3 separate regions of the Mus musculus genome follow, and all the other regions are linked to region 1. Evidence: chromatin loops called from intact Hi-C (ENCODE). Cell type or tissue: heart. All regions are shown on one strand. Links, peaks and the distances in the headings refer to the core of each region. The heading gives the core; the rest is flanking DNA.

Region 1 (7,695 bases), core at 1,337-6,336:
CAGTTTCTACACCAGACCATTTGGCTTATCATCTTGAGACACAGAAACTAGCCATCTAGGCTATTAATACTATAATAGAATCCAAACATACTTGGAGGGTCTTTTGTTTGTTTTTTTTTTCTTTTTCAATTTCTATAACCAACATTTCTTCAGCACCTATGAAACCACTGGCTGGCAAGTTTGTGGTGTGTTGTAGAAAGCTACTGTTTATTTTCGAGGCAAGAGCATTTTGGGGATGTGATAATATGACTCTGAGCATGACGGAACTTCTGAAGTCTACGTGAAAGAGCTGCTGTCCCTATTCGTATCTATTTATAGCCAAACTCTGATCTTCTAATGCTGCTCTGAGGCTGGGATGAAATTAGCCTGGTTCCTGAAGAGAGCTATCTTTGTCCATGTGTGCATGCTCTGAGGATCGAACTCAGGACCTAGGGCCTCACACTCTGCAGGTAAGTGCTCTACCACTGGGCCACAATATGTTGTCATTTTTTATTTTCTCCTGCCATGCCCCATTCATTAATCTTTATCTGAAAAAGGAAAGTTTTTTTTTTTTTCAGTTTTCCTTCCTTTAAGTAACATCTTTTGAAAATGGCAGTTATAAACGGGTTGGGACACTTGGACACCTTAATTTGTTGCTCAACATTCTATTTACTGTTTTTCCTGCCTTATGTTAAACATGTTTCCTCAATGGGTGATTTTAAGAATTTGCTTTCTTTTGTCTCTTAGAGATGTCCAAATCCCTGCTCAATGGGAAGGTGATAGAAGTAAGTTTAAGAAAGTAACAAAAAAAAGGAGTGAATTGGAGTAAAGAAAAAAAGGACTCCAAGGGAGCCAGGCAGTGGTGGCACACGCCTTTAATCCTAGCACTTGGGAGGCAGAGGCAGGCAGATTTCTAAGTTCAAGGCCAGCCTGGTCTACAGAGTGAGTTCCAGGACAGCCAGGGCTATTCAGAGAAACTCTGTCTTGAAAAAAAAAAAAAAAAAAGGACTTCAAGGGACTCCTGGAGTTTAGCCCTTGAGAATTAACCCCTTCTGATGTAATGTGACCCTGGGGAAACAGGCTCAAGCCTTACTGCAGATGTCAATGCTAGGGAAAGGAATTGACAATCTCACCATTGTCAACAGGATCACAGCACATTTGCTAGACTTTGAGGGTGGAAGTCTTTTTATTTAAATGAACTAGAGAAGAAGCAAAGTTAAAAGCAACTATTTAACATTTTTGCTTCCCCCTGATTAGAGGACAAGCAATATGATCATTTATCTTATTAATGGAAAAACATAGTCATTTAAAAGAAAAAAAAAAGAAAGAAAGAAAAGATTTATTTATTTTATGTATGTGAGTTCACAGTTGCCTGTCTTCAGACACACCAGAAGAGGGCATCGGATCCCATTACAGATGGTTGTGAGCCACCACGTGGTTGCTGGGAATTGAACTCAGGACCTCTGGAAAAACAGTCAGTGCTCCTTACCAGTAAACCATCTCACCACCCCAACATGTTCATTCTTTATGGCCGATCTCAAGTGGGGGAAGCATCTTTAAAATGTCTACTATTAACATGGATCAAAATGTAGAACATGTGAAATTATATTAAATAAAAACTTTCTCTTCAAAATTGACCCTTTGGTGTCTGGACTCCATTTTAAAACACAACCAGCTACATCAATTTCTTGAAGTTTATTTGGGGAGTTTATTTGGGAAGTGTATTTTTACATATTATTTTGTTTATAGGAATAAAATACTATACAATATAAGTATATGGATTTTCTCTGCCTAATAGAAATGGCAACATGCTAGTAGATAATTGTTTTGCACTTAAAAATATGCACACGATGTATCTTAGATTATTTTATAATAATAAAAGATCTGTGTCATTCTTTTTCAAGTCCTCATAGGATTTGTTTTATGATTATGCCATAACTCTTTTTTAAACAAACTCCTTATAATGAGTTCTTCATCAATCAGTATGTTGTTTCTCAATATGTTGTTACTAGACACAAGGCTGACATAAACAAGGCTTTATACTCATGGAAGTTCCGCAGGGTAATATAAGATAAGCTCTCATTGAGGGGTTTCTAGTGAAAATAACCTGTGCATCTTTATTTAATCAGTTAGGATTTTGAATTTCCCTCTATGGAAGTCGCTCTAGGTTACGTTTACATCTGCACTCTGACTGCCTCTCTTCTCATTATACCAACGCCCGGTGGCTATCGCATGTTCTCATCTTTGACACTCTGCCAAGTGAAACAGGGATTTTTAAATAGAGTCTTCAATTTTCATTTTTCCTCCCAGAGGATAAAACATGCTAACTTTTCTTTAGAACAGAACACCACGAAGTTATGCAGAGTTGTCTTCTTATCCTTAATTCTGGACTCTGGAGCAGGTCAGCATTCAAGTTCAGAGGTCAGGAACATGGCTATATGCCCAGAACCAAGAGGGATAGAGAAGCCAATAGGCCTTAGTTCATGACCATTTGGCTGGACAGAGTCTCTGATGATGCCCCCAGATCACTTCTGATTATGGGAATGCAATGAGAAGCTAAGGTTCTGATTTCCACACCTTCAAAAAAGTGACAGTCACATCTGCACCGTGACTGCCTCTAAACTGTGACGTATCTCCAATTACTTCAGTGAGTGGTTGTTTTTTTAAATTTTGTTTTCTTCTTTCAATTTATCTTACAGAAATAAAAAGTAAAACTGATTCCATATTCATACATAGAACTAAGTCGCACAATGGAATGCAGTGGTGGTGGGAATCTGGATGTGTGTGGATTATATTGGGCCAAATCATCGGGGGCACGTGGCTTATAAAGGCTTAAATAATATGTTTAACACAAGGAGGATTTTCCTTAGGGAGGAAGCATGTTGCTAATTAGCATAATTATCTCATGACTTGCCAGAAAAAAACATCCGGGGCTTTTTTTTTTTTTTGGTTTTGTTTTGTTGGGTGCCTTTTGCTCAAGGGAGAATTGTCCGATGGTTTTTAATGCTGTGCCACTTTAAAACTAGTCACATGATTTTTTTCCTAACGTCAGACAGAGTTGATATTACGACAGGGATTTCAAAGATAAGCAAGAGGTGTTATCTACTGGAATATGGAGGGAAAAAAAGGGGGAGTCGGGCCTGCTCGGCTGGGTTTGTGCCTGCCTTGGCTGCCCTCACAGTGTGACCATGTGCAAGTCACTTGGCTTTTCTGAGCTTCGGTTGCCTCACTCAAATAATAGAGATAATAATCTAACCTATTTACAGCAGGGTCTACTTGTGAGCGAAGAATGGATCATTGTTCACGTGAAAGCACTTAAAGCTATAAACAGCAAAGCTATTAGATCATCCAGCATTCGTGGTATAGGCAACCTCTGAAATGCTGCTTCTGCTCCCTCACCCCCACCCCCGTCCCCCGCCTCTGCGCTCCAAGAAATGTACTGAAAATGCTTTTTCAGCAATCCCAGGCCACGTAGTTTTATATATGTATACACACATGCATACATTAAACTTAGAGTTCTGGGTTGTCTGACATGTTCAGGAATGTTTTTATCTGTTACAAGCAGGCTATCAATCTTTAGGGAAAAAACCTTATATTAAAATATGCTTAGTGGAGGCTGAAATTTCCTCAGTTTGATTCAAGAACAAGGACTTTGGCTTTCAAGTGGCCAGACCTAGCTTCTCTTCCTAGCTTCTCCCACTACCCCAACCCCACCCCCATCTGAACTTCTAACAGTCGGAGTGCTGGTTTCTTTAATCTTTAATAGGTGCTCGCTAGTAATCTGCTCGGAAGTCTGAAGACAATATAGGGCGCAGGTGGGACTCTCCGAGAACAATCAGTGCTGCTTCCTTATAAACCCTTACGCTGATAAGCCTGCAACTTCCCCACCTCCCAACTCCAAAGCCCTTCGCGGGACAGGGAATTCTGGCTGCGAGGGGACCCAGGAGGAGCCAATCCTCCCTCTGGCTAGCTAGCCTGTCCGACGGTCCTGGGGCCCCAAAGTTGGGCTTGGCAGAGCTTAGCTTTCCCACCAGGACGTGAATGGTTTGGGGTCGCGCGGGACAGCCAGCCAAGCGCGCAGTCAGCAGCGGTGGCTTTGCGACACACGTGGCAACAGGTGCAGCGCGATCCAGGACGTACGCCCGGGGCTTGTGGCTTATGTTGACGTTTAGCCAGGGAGCCCGACCCGGCTGGCGACCGTAGTGGAGCTCCGCGGGAGTCATCGTGCCTCAAGGAACCCCTGCTCGTCTCTCAGGTTAGTTTTTTTGGGGGGCACTGCCCCTTCTGCCCCCCTCTCCCCCCCGCAACCTGGCCTTTGTCTGGGCTCTAGGAGCCGCCGCGGGCGAGGGGCGAGGCCACCCAGCCCAGGATCCTCCGCCTTCGCTCCTCCCCCTGGCGGCCCGGGGCGGGGAGGCTGGGACGCCCGGGCTCCGGGTTCCCGGTTCCCGCCTGGCCGCCAGGGTGCTGGTGCGGGTTGGGGTCGATCTGCAAGCCCCAGGTACAGACGTCTCCAAGGCAGGACCCGCCGAGGGTGCAGAACGCCGTGGCTCCCCCCAGGGCTGGCTCCCCGGCTCTGCGGGCAAGCGCGGAGTGGATCCCATTCCGTCGCCCATCCCGGCCGCGGTGGGGACCTCCGGAGAACGAGGAGCTGGGGAGCGGCGACTGCAACGCACTCACGGTGACCGGACTGGCTTTCCGGGGAGGGGGGCGGGTGTCCTAGTGGGTTTCAAAGTAGGAGGAGTGGGGAGGCTGAGCTCACGTGGGACCCGCGGGGCTCCTGCAGGACAGCGGGCTGCAGTTGCTGTCACCTTGAAAGTGACCGAGGCGGTGGGTTTATTGTGGATAAAGGACAACTGTCAAGTTTGCATCCTCGGTGGAAAGCCGCCCACCAAGCGCTGGATTCTGGCTCTGGACCTGGCAGCCTCAGGCTTCCGGCTGGGCGACTTGCCGGGGTCCATTCCCACTAAGCAGTCAGGGCAGAAAATATGGGAGAAAGGGAATTAGTGCAGTTCCCCAGGTCCTCATGCGGGTTTTACTCCCTGCAGCCTGCGGGTTCTTACAAACTCTAAGGGAAAGCCCACGTTGAGGGTCGCCGTATTGATTACTCAATAGAGGACTTAGCTCGAATTTCCGCGAAGTCTTTGCGCCCCCCCCCCCAACTAGGGTGATCTGTTCACTTTTCACTTGTAAAAGTGACACATTGAATTGTAAACATAGCTTGCATACTGGCACTCACTCTGCAAAATGCTACTTTTAAATTGTCTTGTGTTCTACCAGAGGAAATCCAGTGTATTTTGTTTGTCTTAAAACCAGAGTCTTAGGCAAAACAGGAGGAAAGCGAGCTTTCATGTTCTGCCAGGTGATTGGAGTTCAATCAAGGTATCAAATCACAGCGCGGTGGGGGTGGGAGTGGATTCCGGGGATCCGGAGACAACTTGTGGGAGGGCAAAAAAGAGGTGGGGTCGGGCCCCCGCTAAACATATGACCTCTGTAAGGAATGTTTTACAAATAGGTTATCAGTTTAAATAGTTCATCCCCGTTCTCTCCAGCAATCCCTTTAGGGCAATCTGTACTCTGTTGTGTGGGTGTGTTTAAACTTCTTGTTTACAGATTTATTTCTCAAGAACTGTATCGATAAGAAAAGTTATGCAAGAAAACCTGTTCCTGCCCTGTTTTTTTAAAAAAGGCATAGAATTTAGTTTAAAATACTTTTAAAATGTTGTATCGATCTTCACCTGAACCCTCTCTCCACTGCCCCGGCCCCCCCCCCCCGTGACCCACCCCCTTGTTCAATGGATGGAGCGAAGAGTTTTGTATATACCAAACACCTGGATTATCATTGATAGCTGCCCCAGCCCCTCACCTGTTCCTTTTAAAAACTAGATTTATGTGGGAAACAAATTGTGTTTGGGAGAGGTCTGTACCTTTTAATTAACCGTTAGGAATTCAAGGATAATTTTTGTAGGGTTTAGCTAGGATTGTGAAATTCTGGATAAATTTCTTGTAGACTTTTTGGAAACTAGAGTTACAAGAATTAAGCTTTTAAGAAGCATGTTGATTAGTAACCCTGAGAGCTCTGATTTCAACCGGAATGGACCGCTGATGTATACAGTTTGATACATTCAGGAAAATAAGAGTCAATCCCACCATTTCTCTTTTTCTCCCCTTTGTAAACTATAATGAAAATTCCCCCATTATATAAAGCCTTCAAAATCTTAATAAGTGTTACACATTATATTCTATACACGTGTCGATTTACTTAACCTTGTTTTACAAGCTGATCTTTTCATTTTCAGTTACTGTAATTAAATATGCTATTGCAACCCTTAATCGCTTTTAAAATTTTGTCTGCAAGGTAGGTTTCCTTAGGATAAAGTCCTTGGAAATCACAATTAGTGGTGCAAAAGTTTCTTTTAAAAATATTGAACTTTGGTCTCCAAAACGCCTTAGTCAAACTAAGCAGACCAGAACTGGCTCTTGTGTTACCGTCTTTCTAACACCCTTAAAAGGAAGTAGTATTGCCAGCTTTATAGGTGAAGAGTGCAATCTTGGTATTTATGTTTCCATTTCTAGGATTGCAAATGTTATCAAGTACCCCACATGGGTTTCTAGTTCCTTTTCTTGTTTTCTTTTCATTTTGAGACAGGGTTTCTTTGTGTAGCCTTGACTATCTTCAAATTTGTCCTGTAAACCAGGCTGGCCTTGAACTCAGAGATCTGCTTGCCTCTGCCTCCCAAGTGCTGGGATTAAAGGCATGTGCTACTACATCGGGATAGTTTTCCTTTTATTTCAGTGTAGCATCACATTTTCCTCTTGGGATATTGGCATTTTTCTACTTATAAAAACCTCCTCCAGGCCGTTGGGTTGGCATACATCTGTTCATACTGCAAATATTTTTCTCAATTTGTGTTTGCCCTGTAAACACATTTATAGATGTGTTGACTTCCAGAAGTGTACTTCAGTGTTGTCAAACATGTTGGTTTTTCCCAAAATGGATGTTTAGTAGTTCTGAGTCACAGTTTAGGAACCACATATGGCTGTCACTTCTGGAACTATGACTACAACTTCTATGTTCTGCAGTAGCTGCTGTTGTGCAATTTTTTTTTCCTTTTGCACATGTTAATGACAAATTGTGGAGAATGGTATATGTCATTAGGACGGTCTTAGGGCTTGGAGAAATGGCACAGTCTGCTTCTTCCAGAAGATCTGGGTTTAGTTTCCAGCCCCCACATCAGGAAGCTTACAGATTGCCTGTAACTCCAGCTCCCTAGGGAACTAGTGTCCTCTTTGGGCCCTTTGTATGCACCTGCACTCAATCAGATCAGAACACTTAGGGAAACTGTATATAAATGTTGGGTGAGGGTTTTCCTGATTCTTTGGGACCTGAGGAATCTTGAAACCATCTATTTAATCTTTAGGACATTTTTTTCATATCTCTTTCTGTCCAGAAAGCCCTGCAATCACTCTAAAAGCTTGAGTTGAACCCATCCATAGAATGTGTCCATAAGCTTATCATGTCTTGCCTTGCCCTACCCTAAAGCTGAGAAAATGATCAAGACAATCTTGAATCTAGGTGTTTGTAGTGCTTTAAACCTCTATCAGATGATTCCATGTTTGTATCTTTTCAGTGACAACACTCCACAGATCTGTGTTTCCTAGTATTCTGGGGGAAACCTTTTTAATTCATTGGCTATCTTATCAGCATGGCTGTGTCGT
Region 2 (7,695 bases), core at 1,061-6,060, 77 kb after region 1:
CCATTTTAGGTAACATTGTAGTAGATTCTCATTCTTTCTACCTTTCTTTCTTCTTCCCCCAATCTCGTTCTCTCCTGCCTCCCCTGATCTCTCTCTCTCTCTCTCTCTCTCATATAACTGAATCTCATTTATGCAAGCCATACATTTTATCAAATGTGAACTGTGATATGCTTTATGATGATGTTGAAAAGCCTCTCACAGCTTTGTTAAGTCCCTGTTCATGTCTGCTTGATAGTTCAGAGATGGGAAATCACTTTGGCTGGTAGATGTTTTGTGGCTCCGGGAATTGCTGTCATTCCTTTGAAGGTGCTTCTCTCTTGCAGTGTGGACTCACTTACCTTTCCCAGGCCTTTCCTTAGAGTAGGCTGAGTCAGCACTGGGAGACTGGCAATGCACCGTCAAAGGCCCTGGAGCTTTCTCTTGGAGAATAAAGTATTTCATAGAAGGGGAAGACAAAGGAGGGCCATTGGGGAGCTCATTCTTTGGCTTTCATTTCCAGCCCTAGGAAACATACCTCTTAGGAAATCATGACTTTCCACTAGTAAAATGGCTGTCTTCATAATAACCAGATACAAGCTATGAATGTAGGCATTGACTTAGTGTCCTTCTTGAGTGAAATAAAAGGGTGGATGATGAGCTACTGCTTGCAGATGGACTCACACAGCTACTGGAATCTACCTTGTCTGTCCAGTTTCTCCTTTCTTGGTTGCCGGATCCACTTTGTACTGGGAGTCGTGCGTTTGAATGTGGTCCCCATTGACTTCTGCATTTATGACTTTTCATTGTTAACTGTGCTCGCCATCTAGAGAAAATCCATACCAATAAATGTTTAAATGCTAATGATGAGGGAATGGAGATCTTCTCACCCACGCCTTTTCTAGTACACTCAATCTTGGCAGACCCCACGATACTCCCATTATACTGCAGTATGTTTTTCTGCAACTGTTTTATTATAAATTTAAACTTCCTGTGTGATATTTTTCTTCTTTCGCGCTCTTGAACTTGAACTAATATTGTGTAAACGGTTATAATTACAAAAGTGAATGTACATATGTATCGTAATAGCCATCAAAATTCCAATGTCCTATTTCACAGGCTAAGAATTAAATAGCCATAATTCATTTGGAACTTAAAAAAGACCACGAATAACCAAAGCAACCCAAAGGAGCCAAGGAACATGGCTGGAAGTGTCATGATCTTAACCTCAAATTATAAAGCGGAGCTAGAATGACAAAGACAGCTCAGTATGAGAATATGCCCTTAAACTAACGGAATAGGACCGAGGATCTGTAAATAAGCAGGGAGGGTGGAGCCTAATTTTTGTTGAAGGAATCACAAAAACACTGCAGTGGAAAAAAAGCCTTTTCAACAAATGATGTTGACAAATCTTAAGATGCCCATCTGCCGAAGAGTGACGTTAGGTCTGTACAAAAATCAACCCAAAGTAGATCAAAAGCTCTTAATTCATAATGTGAAGTTGTCAGAGAAAAGACATAGGGGTGAGCCACCCATTTCTGAACAGAGCGCGGTAACACAGGAACCAGGGCCAAGAATCAACAAATGGGATTTCTTGAGATTAAAACGTTTATGCACAGTGAAAGAAGCCATCGACTGTGGGTCAAACAGCTCACAGAATGGGAGGATATCTTTACCACCTACACTCTAGACAGGAGGCTTATCTCTAATGAACTGCAAAAATTAAACACCGGGGAAATAATACTGCTAATTTGACAGGATGAACACTTCTTAGAAGACACACAGAAGACTAATTATTTAAGTGTTCAATATCCCTAATCATCAGAAGAATATCAATTAAGACTACTCTGAGATACAGTCTTACTTCAGTCAGAATGGCTGGTGTGAAGAAACCTGTTAAGTGTTGGTGGGGATTTGGAGAAATTCCCACTTATTGTATGTGGGACCGCAAATCAATACATTATTTGGAAATCAGTTTGGAAGTTTGTAAAAATAATAATAGAACTGCCCTGTGTCCCAGCTATTCCACTCCTGGGCACATACTTGGAGAATTCCACACTCTACTAGAGAGACCATGTTTTATTACCGCGCTATTCACAACAGCGAGGAAGGAGAATCAACCTAGATATGTCTATCAACAGACAGATAAGGAAAGTGTGGTACTATATATTATTGAATATTATTCAGCTGTAAAGAAAAGTGAAATCTTGAAACTCCCAGAAAAATGGATGGAGTCACAAAATATACTGAGGTCACCCAAACTCAGAAAAGAATCACACGAACTTCCTCATATGCAAATCCCAGCCTACAGTGCATATGAAAATTGTGTGTGTGTGTGTGAAGCAGGAGGATTGCTTGAGCCCAGGAAGCTGGGCAACAGAGCAAGACTCTGCTTTTCAAAGTTAAGCTTTTGGTGAAATAGGTGGAAGGGAGAGGGTGGGTGGGTTGGGAGATCAAGAGTTCCCTTGGAACCTTCCTAAGGAATGCGGGCTAGGGCAGGTAAGGGGCTGGTGACCGAGTATGGGCGCGTGTGCTTCTGGGCAGGCTGTGCGTTAGTGAGCATGGTGTAGGTCTCTGGAGGCACACTTGAAAGATCTGGAAGTCTATGGTGTTTCCAGAGGCAGTACCAGGAAGCACACCTTTCCAAGGAATCCTGTATCTCCTAAGCTTGCTAGGTTTTGACTTCATTGTAGCTGTGACCCAGAAAATTTGATCCCCGGACCTTTGATTTTGGAGTTGACTCCATCTGGATGGTTTTTTTTTTTTTTTTTTTTTCCGACAGGGTAGCAGTTTGATAAATTTGTATTCTAAAGATCTGCTTTTCCATTCCACCTAAAGCCAGTGAAAAGGGTTGGCACGAGAAGTGAAAGCGGAATGGGTGTTTGAACATGTAACACTTGCTGTGCCTGTTAGTAAGGACTTGTATTTAATTAATAGACTTAAAGAGTCAAATTGCCTTGTAAAATGGGCGATTAAATGTCTTGGTATAGATGGAGAGAGAGAGTGTTTTAACAAAATGAGTCATTTACTCATGGCATGGGAAGGACACTGATTTCAGCAGACACCTGTTGCAGCTCCTTGCTTTGTAAAGTCCAAGGAACAGAGTTGGATTGGGAATGCCTCTGCTCTCGGAGTCTCCACCCAGATCAATCAAGCTCAGGAAGCCAGTAGGAGGTATGAGCAAAAGCCAGACCAGCAAGGGGGAAGCCTGACCTGGCAGGGGTGGCTTGAGAAGAAGCCAGAATTCTGAACAGCTTAGCTTAGATTTAATGGATTTTTTTTTTTCAAGGTACCGGGCCTTGAACCCAGGGCCTCGTGCATGCTAGGTAAGTGTTCTGTCATGTGCTGGGGACAAACCAGTGAACGTAACATTTTGCCACCGTCACCTTATTTGTCTGCCATTGGTAAAATGTGACAGCATCATTTTTGTCAAAGGTCTTTCCAACCCTTGATGCACTCTAGGGCAGTGATGCTACCAGCATAGCTCGCATAGGGCCACTCGGTGCCAGGATATCCGGAGATGATACAGGCATGGTCCCAGTGATTTGAAGATTGCCTAATGAAAGGGAAGCGAGAGGAAGCCAGAGCACCCACGTTGTTGAAACACAATGAGGAATTCAGTGTGAGTGGATCTGGTCTTCAGAAAGAGGATGGGGCGGAGCTTGTGGAATTGAGGTTCAGTCTCCACTAAGTCCTTGAGTAGAGCATAAAGCACATCAAATAGACTGCTCAAGAGGTGAGCGAGTTTGAAGAGTTCTGACCAAAACAATTGTTTGGCAAGTATGTATGCCTTTGTTTGTTTGTTTGTTTCCAGCAACGCAGTTTTAGAAATTTGAGTGAACAGCATTCCTCACATCAAGTTTGGCAAATCAACTGGAAAGATGAAACAGGAACGGGGTGGGGAAAAAAATGAGCATAGCGCCACCTGCTGTTCAGCTCCGAGCATTTTTTTTATTTAGTGAAAGCTTTCTCCCAACCGTGATTTTTTTGCTTTGAGTGCTTTTAAATTTTCGTCTATTTCTTTTTAAATATGGCCACCTCATGTGCTAACAGAGCAGTCTGCTTATTTTAGTGTTAAAGGGAAAGGTATCACATCTGATCGTTTCTGCTTTGATCACGGTTTTACCAAAGGCTTCTTTCTTAATGTTTTTTTTCTTTTCCCTCATCCTTCTTGCACATCAGAGATGTGTGAGTTAATTACTTGAGGCCACACTTCTCATAGCCTAATTGCTTCATCATTTCCTCTCTTCTGCTTCTGAATTATTCAAAAGAAGTAAGTGTGTGTGCGGCTTTTGTGTCTCTCTCATCTGAAGCATCATAGCGTTGAACATTAATTTTGCATTCTGACAACTCCATGGTCGGTAGAGAAGTTTGAATGTACCAGCTTAAAGTACAAGTTTTCACGATAGATAGAAACCTTTTTTTTTTTTTTTTTTAATCCCAAGGAAAGCCTCCGTGCTTGAAAACTGCACTCTCTTCTTGGGTGAATTTGCCTAGACCACTTCCTATATCCGAAGCATCCTTGATATGCAGGGCAGGAAGCACCCGGTCAGTGGCCAGCACCCACAGCGACCTGAGCGCCTACAGCAGTGACTGTAAGTCAGACTGATGTCACCTTTTGTGGGTGGTTGAGACAGTAGACATAGGCAAAGCCAATGGTCCACAAATAATTAATTTTGTCTCTGTATCTTAGTGGGAATTTTACATATTGTTTCTTTGTAATTACTCAGAATGTTTGACATGGAAACAAGTTTTTAGGAATAGATTTCTTTGAACGAACCTCCAGGGAACCCTGAAATGGTTACGTATTACTGGCAGGTGCTATATAAAGGAACTTAAAGTACATTATTCCAGCTGACATGTTTGCAGGGCTGTTTGGAAAAGAATAGTAGCTGGGGCTCTTCCAGCTTGAGATCCAGAAAACCATCACTGGTTTAGTTTGGTTTGGTTTTCGAAAGAGTGTCTTGTGGAAGTGCTTTGTAAACTTCTGCTTTAGATGCCAGCCACAGGGTGGTACAAATTATACAGCTTTAAGCTTAATCATAAATAAGTTAAACTCAGGGGAATACTCTGAAAGGTTTTGTGCATTCCATTTTCTTCATGCCGAGTGAGCAAAGAAGCTAAGCTCTTTTTTCCCCCCAAAAAGACTTCTCCCCCTTTATTCAAAAGATGCATTCAGAAGAGAGCTTTTTGTTTTGTTCCCCCCTTTCTTCTCAAATTTCCTCACGAAATAATCCATGAATGAGTTAAGACAAACAACTTTGGAGGGCCCACTGTGCCTAGGATCATAATAGGTACAGGGAGGGATATAGGTGACAGAGAAATAGCCTTATGAATAATAAAAAGCAGATTAGGAGAAAGAGACAGATTATATACATTTGTGAGGAAGAGTTGGAGATGTGAGCTCTTTGCTTTAACGACAAATGCATGTCATTTGTGTGGGGGGTGGGGTGGGGTGGTGTGGGGGGCCAGAGTCATCAAACTCTTTAGGTGTAGACCAGCAACAGAGCTACCATACACGTACACGCTCCGCTACTCCACTGCTTCCACCCCAATACCTTGGTCTTTACCTTGGACTTTTAGGAGACTTAACTGAGGCTCAGAGACTATTACCAGATCAAAGTCACACAGCAAGTATGTGACAGGATGGATTATAGACAATAGGCATTGAGTTAATGGCAAAGGACCCATTTCAGACAGGTCACTGAATGCAGAGGCTGGTCTCATAGGCACATAGTATTAGTATGTTAATTAAAATTAAAGAGGGTTATTATTTTTGTATGTATTCATTGTTTAAAATTTTAAAGGGGTGGGGGAAAACCCCAAAGGGTTTATGCTAACAGGTAATTAATTCTCTGTGAACCTGAAAATATGACTAGCATTTGTTATTATTGTGAATTCGTCTCCCATCTAGACTTCTTTGTCCTACTGTGCAAATTAAAAGAACAAAAACAAAAACAGAACAAAACAAAACAAACCACCCTGATAGAATCACCAGAAAACCCTGAAAGCCATAATGATGGAGTTTGTGACACTCGGAGCAGACACATTCCATAATATCACACCCTGGGTTTTCTATCGAACAGCCATGTTGAACTGGCCACTGCCCCAGTAGCCTGTCTGACCCTGCCAAGGAGGTTTCGAAATGCTTTTGTCCTTTCTTTTTGTCTGTTAACAAAAGGGTTTCCCCGTGTACCCGCAGAGCCTGTCTAGTGGCCATGCGTCCCCCTTACAGATTAAGCGTGCACGTCTGCCAGTCTTTCTTAGTCTGTCGTGCAGCTGGTTTAATCTGTTCCGTGTAGTGCCTGGCGGCTTACAGCTCTCCCCCTCCCCATTCTAATTGACTGGGAGCAAGCATGAGGGATGCATGAACATGGCTGCAGCTTTTCCTGCCTGAGCTTGCTTTGTTCCTTTTTAAATGACTATACCAGGAGGATTTCGCAGTTGTACAGAAACTGATATTTCTTCAACGATCTTTATCAATTCTACACTCACACCCCCGGCCGGCTCAGAAAGGCAGTATGATGCTACCTTACTGGCACTGCTTGTCGTGGGATCCTACAGCCTTTGTATAATTCCTTTGTTAGCCACGCTTACTAGGAAAAAAAGTAGGTCGACGGTTTCTCATCTGATTCTTTGCTTTGTAAGCATGCTTAAATTTTTATTAAATAAATTGATTTTTTAGGCCCGCTTGGTTATTAGCTTTGTTGTTGCTTGCAATTTATGTTGACTGTGGTGTTTCGTGATTGTATTTATATATATTTAAGATGTGAATGGATCTGTTGGGAACAAATTTTATTGTGTGTTTTCTGGGGTTGGGTGCTTAAACCAATTATAATTCAGCTTATCAATGTTCTTGGTATGATGTTATCCTATTACCAAAGACCATTTGATGATTTAATTTCTGATTAAAAGGCTGTTTGATGATTTAATTTCTGACTAAATACTAAGTTTTGAGTGTGTGACTGGCAGATGTAGAAAAATATTTCCTTAGGATTTAAATGAAAGGGTCAGATTTTTTTTTTGTTGTCTTCAGTTATAATTAATATACAATTCACATAATAGTGTTAAATGTGTATGCGTTTTTTTTTAAACTGCCTTAAGATATAAAAAAAATCATTTTGAACCAAAATCATCTTGCTGCTGTTATGGAGGGGTCACTTAATCTTTAGCTGGCATATCATGACTGACAGCTCCAACACTGGAGCCTCTGTGAGGGGCCACACTTGCCTCCTTTGCTTCCTTTTGCTTTGTGATGTTGTATTGTTAGTGGTGTCTGTTAAGAAATCCACTGCACAGTGCTGTTGGGAAATTGGCACCTGGTCCTTGGTACTTGGGGATCCTTAGAAACAATGTTTTCGAGTTATAAGTTGGTTGAAAGGAGGCGTATAAGGCAATTTTTCTTATATCTGAGGGTTTCTCAGGTTTTATTTTTTTTTTAATGAGTACATAGGAAAAATTAGTATGAAGATATCCGTGTAAAGATTGTGCAGTGGTTTTTCTATACCAAATGAGAGAGATCATTGTGCAATTTGGAAGCAGGTCTTGAGAAAGTAGTTTTGCCACATTAGCAGGACTATGGAGACCAGAGATTTCCTTCCCCTTTCCCTTTGGCCACAAAAGCATGTTTATTTTTGAGGACAGACAGATGGTGTGGGGCAATGGCAGAGATGCCAACCAAAGCTGTTTGCTTGCACTCCATCCGCAATAGGAGATCCA
Region 3 (7,695 bases), core at 1,061-6,060, 52 kb after region 1:
CTTCAATGTATGCATTTATTTGGAACTGTTACACAGCACATAGTGACTTTGTTTATATTTTGAGGAACCTCTAACAGAGGCTATTTAACTCTCTTTGCTTGTTTGTTTTTCAAGGCAAGGTTTCTCTGTATATGCCTAGCTGTTGAGGAACTTGCTCTGTAAATCAGGTTGACCTCGAACTCACAGAGATCCACTTGACTCCGGAGTGCTGGGATTAAAGATGTGTGACATCTCCGCTTGGCTTACTTCAAATCTTAGTATCGTTCTCCCCCCCCCCCCCATACACACACACTTGGGAAGGGCACATGGTTAAGATAGGAATGATTTAGAATGACTAGAGAAATGCAAATTCTCCAAGTCTGTTTAACTCATTTGTGGGGCCTGGATGGTCTCCCCGGCAACCTTGCAGAGTAGGAGCCCTTCTGACAGTGAGAGGGACACGTAGGAATTTTGCTGGGACAGTGGACATAAATTGGGATTGCCAAGGGAAATTAGGATGAATGTTTTTACCGTTGAGCAGTAAGAAGGAAAGATGGTTGCACACTGAGCTAGTTCCCTTCTCTAAGAAGTCTCTGGGAGTCGAAGATGTCAGCCCGTGACATCAGTAGGAAACTTTATCTGCATTTCCAAACCAAACCATCACGCTCCATTCCTTCACACATCAAAAGGCTTCTTTGAAAGAGAGTGGTAATTAGACGTTGTTGTTAAACTAATTAAGGAGTGAGCTGTAAATTTTTCTAACATTTATTTGAGTTTACTGTTTTGCTTCTTCCAGGGAACGACAAGTCATTTCAGCTTTGGAGCATCTCAGACTACAGTTGTGGAAGCCGGCTGAAAGCAATAGAAAGGGGAGGAGCTGGACCATTTTTCATTTACTCTCATTAAAAAGGAATTTGAAGAGAAGATAAAATGGCAGAGTTTTGAGGTTAATATTCAGGATGAATGATGATAATTCAGATAGGACAGAAGATGGATCGCGTTATGTATTTATCCGAGATAAAAACTCGAATCCATCTGAATACTACCAAACATCGCTATCTGCCCAGTGCCCTTCAGTGAGTCACGGGGATTGGAACTCTGACAACCCAGATGCCATGGTGGTCGATTATGAAATGGATCCTGCGGTGGACAGTAGTGAAAGTGTATCTTTAAGCCATCAGTGTGTTGAAGAACTTGCTTACCCAGAGCCTTCAAGTGATTTCATGGGGAAGCATGAGTTTACAATGTACAGTGAGCTTACCTGCCAGTCTCCTGCACTTGTGAACACAGGGAAGCCCCAAGACCTGCACAGTAACTGTGACTCCCTAGAGGCAATCCAGGATGAGAAGTTTGATCCCCTTAAGCCCTGTGAGTGCAGGTCTGATGACGATTATGCTTGTGGAGATTCCCCTGAAGTTTTGGAGCTAAAACAAACATATGGCATGAAAGTGGACACGGCTAACTACACCTTTATAGCACGCCATGATATTGAACAGGGTCAGCCTTTGCATGCTCCTGGAGGTTTGCAGACAACAGTGAGAGACAGAAATGCTTTGTCCTCCTGCGGTCGGACACCACCCCATTCCTCTAAGATGTATGTGAGAGGGGTTAATTATAATCGAGAGAACTTTGAAAACCTCCAAGCCACACCATCCAAGACCCTAAACACAACCTTTACAGTGATCTCTGATGTGCTGATGCAAACTGACAGTCCAGACGTTGGAGTTCAGGGTCAGAATTCTTTAGGAAATGTCACCAAAGAGTACACAGATGGGACAAGGCGAGGACTCATTGGAGAAAAAGAGATACAAGCTGTGACACTGGTTTCGGATGGCATGGAGGTCCCCAACGGATCTGCATCACAGGAGTTCTATTGTGTATCTGAAGATGACCCAAACAGTGAGACACATTCACACGGCCCGTATGCTCAACAGGAAATGGGCCAAAATTTAAGAGGAACACTGCCCAACTGTCATGTCGATGGTGAATGCCCAGTACTGGTGCCAGCTTTTGAGAAGAGTAAAACCAGAGTCCTGGGCTCTGAGTGTAAAGTCACTGTGACTGAAGACCCACACATCGATTCCCACGACAATGACTCAGACATCCAAAGTAGTACTGAAGAGCTGACCCTGAGAAGTGTTTCAGGGCAGAGGGGTTCACCTTATGAAATGGGTTGGGGCGAGAACGGCGGAGCCATTTGCACAGATAAAGCAGGTTGCATGTCAACACCAGTTGAGCAACCCCCCAATCTGAGCTTCAGACTTGAACCTGCTGAAGTGAAGAAGTACAATAATGTGGAGAATGGACCAAGAGATGCTAAACGTGCACCAAACTTGAAAGGGGAACCAACAAATATGCCAAAACCTAATTTGGGAAAATCAGCTACCAAAACAAATACCACTGTAGGCAGTAAAGTCAGGAAGACAGAAATTATAAGTTATCCTACACCAAACTTCAAAAACATTAAAGCCAAAGTTATATCCAGATCAGTGTTGCAACCCAAAGACACTTCCATAATGAAGGACACACCCAGCCCTCAGGTAACAGGGGGCTCTTCACCATCACCAGGGCCTTCTAAACACTTGACAATGATGAACAAAGCACCAAGATCTGACTTTAAAGCCAGCAAAAAAGCAGAAATCCCAATTAACAAGACACACAAGCAACAGTTTAATAAACTCATTACCAGCCAGGCTGCGCAAGTTACAACTCATTCTAAAAATGCTTCACTCGGGGTTCCAAGAACAACATCTGCCACGAAATCGAATCAGGAGAATGTTGACAAGACAGGTTCTCCTCATGCAGGGAGTGAGACCGGGTCTGTAGCTGCCTTCTTCCAGAAGATCAAAGGCATTCTCCCCGTGAAAATGAAAAGCTCAGAGTGTTTGGAAGTGACTTACGTTTCCCACATCGATCAGATTAGCCCTGAAAAGGGTGAGCAGGACGGTGAGGCTCCCATGGAAAAGCAAGAGCTGGGAAAACAAGCCACGAATGAGATTTTTGAATCCAAGTCTCTATTGGTGGTAAGTGAACTCTGCAGTTTGCTTTTAGGACCGGTGAAGAAAACCACTGTATTAGCAATGAGTGGCCTGTAATTGCTAATAATATCCCTGAACTTGGTTCGTAATTTGTAGTCAGCTGTTCTTTGTTCTGCCAGGCAGTATAGAGTGTGAATGAGTCAAAATATAACTAACTTGCATATTAAAAAAAACCCTCAGATTTGGTATTTTCTTGAACGTGGGTGTTCCTTCTGATAGGGTTTTAAAAGAGTAAATTAATATTTTTATGATATTTTGATATTTGCATTGAAATAACTGACACGATTAGGTTGTGTGTTGTTTTCCTGAAATTAAAAAAAAAAAAGAGCTTTAAGCATTCAAACATATTGAGACACATTTTAGAAATGGCTAGGTAGTGCCTGTAAACATAGCATAGCAACATGGAAATCCAGGAAGCCAAGACGCTTTTCAAAGCTTGAGTGTACTTCTGACCAGCTCTGTGACATGGGGTCAGGTAACTTTGCCACAGCCAGAAGGGAAAGGATTGTGCAGTGGGTCTGTAAGGTCACCTGTAGGTCACCTGCAGTGACTTCTAATGCATGAAAGAAACAAAAGTCCTTACATAGTAAACAAAGCAGTATGTCTGCAGCAGTACCTGACGAATCCTGAGGATGAGGGACTAGGTAGAGTCACTTAAAAAAAAAAAGAAGCAATATTCGCAGTTCAAGGGTTATTTTTCTTTAAACATGTGCATGTCTTTTGACAATTGTATGATAAGATGTTTTCAAAACATTCTCGGGGCTGCTGTTGGCACTGCCTGTGTGTTCTCAGCTCTATTTTTGGCAGTGGAGACTAAGGTGTATTTTCAGCCCCACACAGATTGCCCTTGAAATGCTTGTCCTCTGGACCCGGAATGGATCTGCTGCAGAGGCGGAAGACAGATGCAGTGCACACAGCCTGTCTTTCGGGGACGCTTGTGTAGGAGGAATAAAACAGAGCATAGTCAAGTACACGAGACCTTTTTTTTTTCCAGGTAACATAGTAGGTCACATAGGTGTGTGCTCAATGATAAGAAAACACTGGAGATACGTTTGACCTGGGTCATTTTACAGATAGATGTTTTGGCTTTATCAATAACTGTTGGCAAGGATGAAATGTTACAGGGTTTTCTAAAATGGGCTTGTGTATTGTTTCATGACACAGATCTTTCAAGTTCTTTTTTATGTCTGAGGAAGCTGATAATTTAGAATCTAAATATTTTACCAAATACAATTACAATAAACTCTTCATTGTAATCAATAGCCTTAGGTGTTTATAGACCTACACAGAATCAAGATATTCTTTTCATTACTTTATGGGAAGTTGTTCTTGCTGTGAGACAGGGTATCCACATTCAGCCAGCCTGGCTTTGAATTCAGCACACAGTAGCCTAGGCCGGCCTTGAATCTGAGGTCCTCTTGCTTCGCACCCTTAGTGCTAAGAATAGTTTTGTACTGCCATGTCTAGTTTTATGAGAGACGTGTCCTGGCTGTCACCCTTCAGTATCGGGAAAACCAGCATGAAGTCCCTTGAGCACTGGTCTTGAAAATAAGTTGCTTGTGTAGTTCTGAGACTGGAGAGTTTCAGTTTTATTTTGTTTCCTTATATTTCCAACTTGGTAGCTGTGGGCCCATGATGTGTATGTACTATTGAAGGTAAGGCCATGGAATCGTTGGGTAAGGTGGATTCCAACAGTTTGCACCTAGCAGTGTTGCAGTAAGAGCTGAGAATTAGATATGAAGTGCTTTGTAAGGCTGTAAGGACCATCCCAAGGGTCCCACGGTGTCATCACTGGCGATTTTACTTATCAGCTAGAGTATAGAGCTATGCTTCTGTGACCATGTCTTTAATACAGCAGAGTATTTGTCTAATTTGTCCAATTTGTCTAATTCAACTACCACCCTTTTTTTTCTATCTTGAGGGGGGGTAAAGAGGCTAGCGTAACCATCATAGCCACAGGCTATGACTTAGTGTAGGATACTAAACCGGTGACCTCACATTGCATTTTCTATTGATCACTTCAGTAGTACCTAAGAGCTCTATCTGCCATAGAAGAATGGCTGTTTTGTTTGTTTTCTTGTGTACTCCGTAGGTCTTAGTCCTTAATTAAATTAATTTATCAAGACTGCCGACCACCTTATGGCTATGTGGTGGTCCCAGTTTACCTGAAACTTTAAGAAAGGATTTTATTTGGGAGAAGTGATTTTGACTTGGATTGCTGTTAGGGTGAGAAGTAACTGCTTACTGCAAAGGTTATGTGGTCAGGATAGCAAGATGAAGGAGCTGGTACTGAAAGGAACCATGGCTTAGGTGCTTTCTTATAGGCTGTCATTAAATTGTTACAGTAACGCTCAGGGCTTATACATTGTATTTATTTGTTTGCAATTGTTATCCACACACTCATGCTTCAGAGTATTTATTTAAAAACTCACACAGGGGGCTGGAGAGATGGCTCAGGAGTTAGGAGCACTGACTGCCCTTTCAGAGGTCCTGAGTTCAATCCCCAGCAACCACATGGTGACTCACAACCATCTATGATGAGATCTGATGCCCTCTTCTGGCATGCAAATGTACATGCAGATTGAGCACTTATAAATAAAATAAATCTTAAAAAAATAAAAGAAAATAAAATAAAACGCACACAGCTGTTGGATGTTCAAACTCAGGTCCCACAGGTCTCACAGACTTCAAATTTTTCAGTATGTGGGCACTGGAGGTAAAACAAGTGATTTGTGGGAGATTCACTTCTATAAGTTGATGTTTGATTTACTTTTTTCAAGAAAGTTTTTCTAGAAGATTCTGTTTTGCTTTAGTGTCATTGTGACCTGCAGCAGTTCTCTTGGAAACACTAGCTATTGGAATAGTATATGAATTCAATAGATACTGGTGTTAGGGATATACACAATAATATATAAAACAATAACTAAACAAAGGAGCACACAGAAGGGCATATGCAAGCGTGAACATGGATTTTGGATAACTTTAAATGTGTGGCTTTACCACTCACTGCAAAGTGGCCTCTCTCTGAGGCTCAGTTGTTCTCTTTGTAAAGAGAGAAGGTAATTGTACTTTATAGTGTTAGAAGCTGGTTGTACTTGGAGTCAGAGCCAGGCTCCTGTTCCCTTATGTCTACAGTGGAAACAATTGTTGGGCATCTACTGTGTATGCCACAGATGGTAGTACTTGTTAGGGTATCAAGAAAGACAGCTATGGTCCAATGTTTTATCTAATGCAGTGTTACTGTCAGAAAATAAGCCATAAGGGCATGCTAAGTACTGAGTCAGGAGTGTGGATGGCGTGCTGTGTACTGGAGGAAAGGCTGGTAGCAGTTGGGAGGGCTATCAAGAGAAGAAAGCTTCTGATGACGAGGCCATTTAGTCTCTGGCTGTAGCTTACAGGGCTTGTGTGCTGGGCTGAGAAAACACCAAGTGTTAAGATGAAGAGCACAGGGATGTATTCTGATGCAAGCATGCCAGGTTCAGGTAGAGGTTGTGATGGGAGAGGGGAATGCAAGGAGACAATGACAGTGGATTTGCTGTGACTTTAAAAGAGTTGAGTTTTTGGAAGATTTTTGTAGTAGGGGAGTAGAAGAAGCAGAGGCTGGGGAGACCAGACAAGCCTCAAGGACATGATTTCAGCAATCATTTTGAGAAATGAGGCTGGCTTTTTTATATGAAGGCAGGTAGAAAAATGGGTTCAAGAGCCAAGAAAAGCAGCAAAGACACATGTCTTAGTTAGGGTTTTACTGCTGTGAACAGACACCATGACCAAGGCAAGTCTTATAAAAAACATTTAATTGGGGCTGGCTTACAGGTTCAGAGGTTCAGTCCAAGATCATTAAGGTGGGAGCATGGCAGCGTTCAGGCAGGCATGGTGCAGGAGGAGCTGAGAGTTCTAAGTCTTCATCCAAAGGCTGCTAGTGGAAGACTGATTTCCAGGTAACTAGGGTGAGGATCTTAAGCCCACACCCACAGTGACACACCTACTCCAACCAAGTCACACCTATTCCAACAAGGCCACACCTCCAAATGGTGCCACACCCTAGTCCAAGAATATACAAACCCATCAGAACACACAACAGCTTTCCTTGTTTAAGTTGGGTAGCTGGATATGTTAATAGGAGACAGGTGTAAATTGTGAACTTGATTTTTTTTTAAAGTGTTTTAATGCTATTCCTTAAAATGGGGTATGACCAATAATCTTACTAGGTTAAAAACAGATTTAAAGCCGGGCCTGGTGGCGCACGCCTTTAATCCCAGCACTTGGGAGGCAGAGGCAGGCGTATTTCTGAGGCCAGCCTGGTCTACAAAGTGAGTTCCAGGACAGCCAGGGCTATACAAAGAAACCCTGTCTCAAAAAACCAAACCAAAACAAACCCCCCCCCCAAAACAGATTTAAATTAGTTGATGCACATGTTTAGATTTTAAATTAGTTGATGCACATGTTTAGATTTTAGAATGGAGAGCCACCATAGACCTATCTGTACTTCTGGGGTGATGGTTGAAGGAATGCAAGTCAGCCTGACCACAGAGAGAACCACAGCATGTTTACTGCTTCAATATTCACAGTGCCCATCTAGGGAACCAGCCCAGATGTGGATCAGCAGATGAGCTGATTGGAGCAGTGGTACAGGTGCACAAAGCAACTTAACTCTTCTGTAAAAATTAATGAAATTGTG

Evidence for each region. A loop is a pair of places that touch in the nucleus more often than their neighbours do. Peaks named below come from ENCODE experiments on the same cell type or tissue, not always from the same donor. Only the 100,000 strongest peaks of a DNase experiment are listed, where the experiment ranks them.
Region 2: a loop joins it to region 1, with 3 times the contacts of the local background. A loop is called at or near these places in 10 of 42 quality-filtered maps.
Region 3: it touches region 1 in a loop (2.2-fold over the local background); 6 of 42 quality-filtered maps call a loop at or near these places.

The regions. Positions count from the first base shown.
Region 1 is chr8:41,130,443-41,138,137 of GRCm38, reverse strand. It overlaps Mtus1 (mitochondrial tumor suppressor 1), which reads left to right and starts at 4,412. Exons shown (of 14, transcript NM_001005863.2): 1 at 4,412-4,657. In heart, for the core only: a CTCF peak has its summit at 4,397 (motif pointing left); DNase peaks (open chromatin) are centred at 2,417, 4,367 and 4,857; H3K4me3 peaks cover 2,389 bases; H3K27ac peaks cover 1,523 bases.
Region 2 is chr8:41,053,411-41,061,105 of GRCm38, reverse strand. The region is part of intron 3 of Mtus1 (mitochondrial tumor suppressor 1); the gene reads left to right. Gm16193 (predicted gene 16193) reads right to left here. Exons shown (of 3, transcript NR_166600.1): 2 at 679-802. Among named protein-coding and RNA genes, the nearest start is that of Gm16193, 4.2 kb to the right of the region's middle. In heart, for the core only: a CTCF peak has its summit at 3,895 (motif pointing left); a DNase peak (open chromatin) is centred at 3,565.
Region 3 is chr8:41,077,921-41,085,615 of GRCm38, reverse strand. Mtus1 (mitochondrial tumor suppressor 1) reads left to right here. Exons shown (of 14, transcript NM_001005863.2): 2 at 776-3,002. The coding sequence starts at 939. Among named protein-coding and RNA genes, the nearest start is that of Gm16193, 29 kb to the right of the region's middle. In heart, for the core only: no CTCF peak of the experiment used is centred there; a DNase peak (open chromatin) is centred at 3,845; H3K4me3 peaks cover 455 bases; H3K27ac peaks cover 2,350 bases.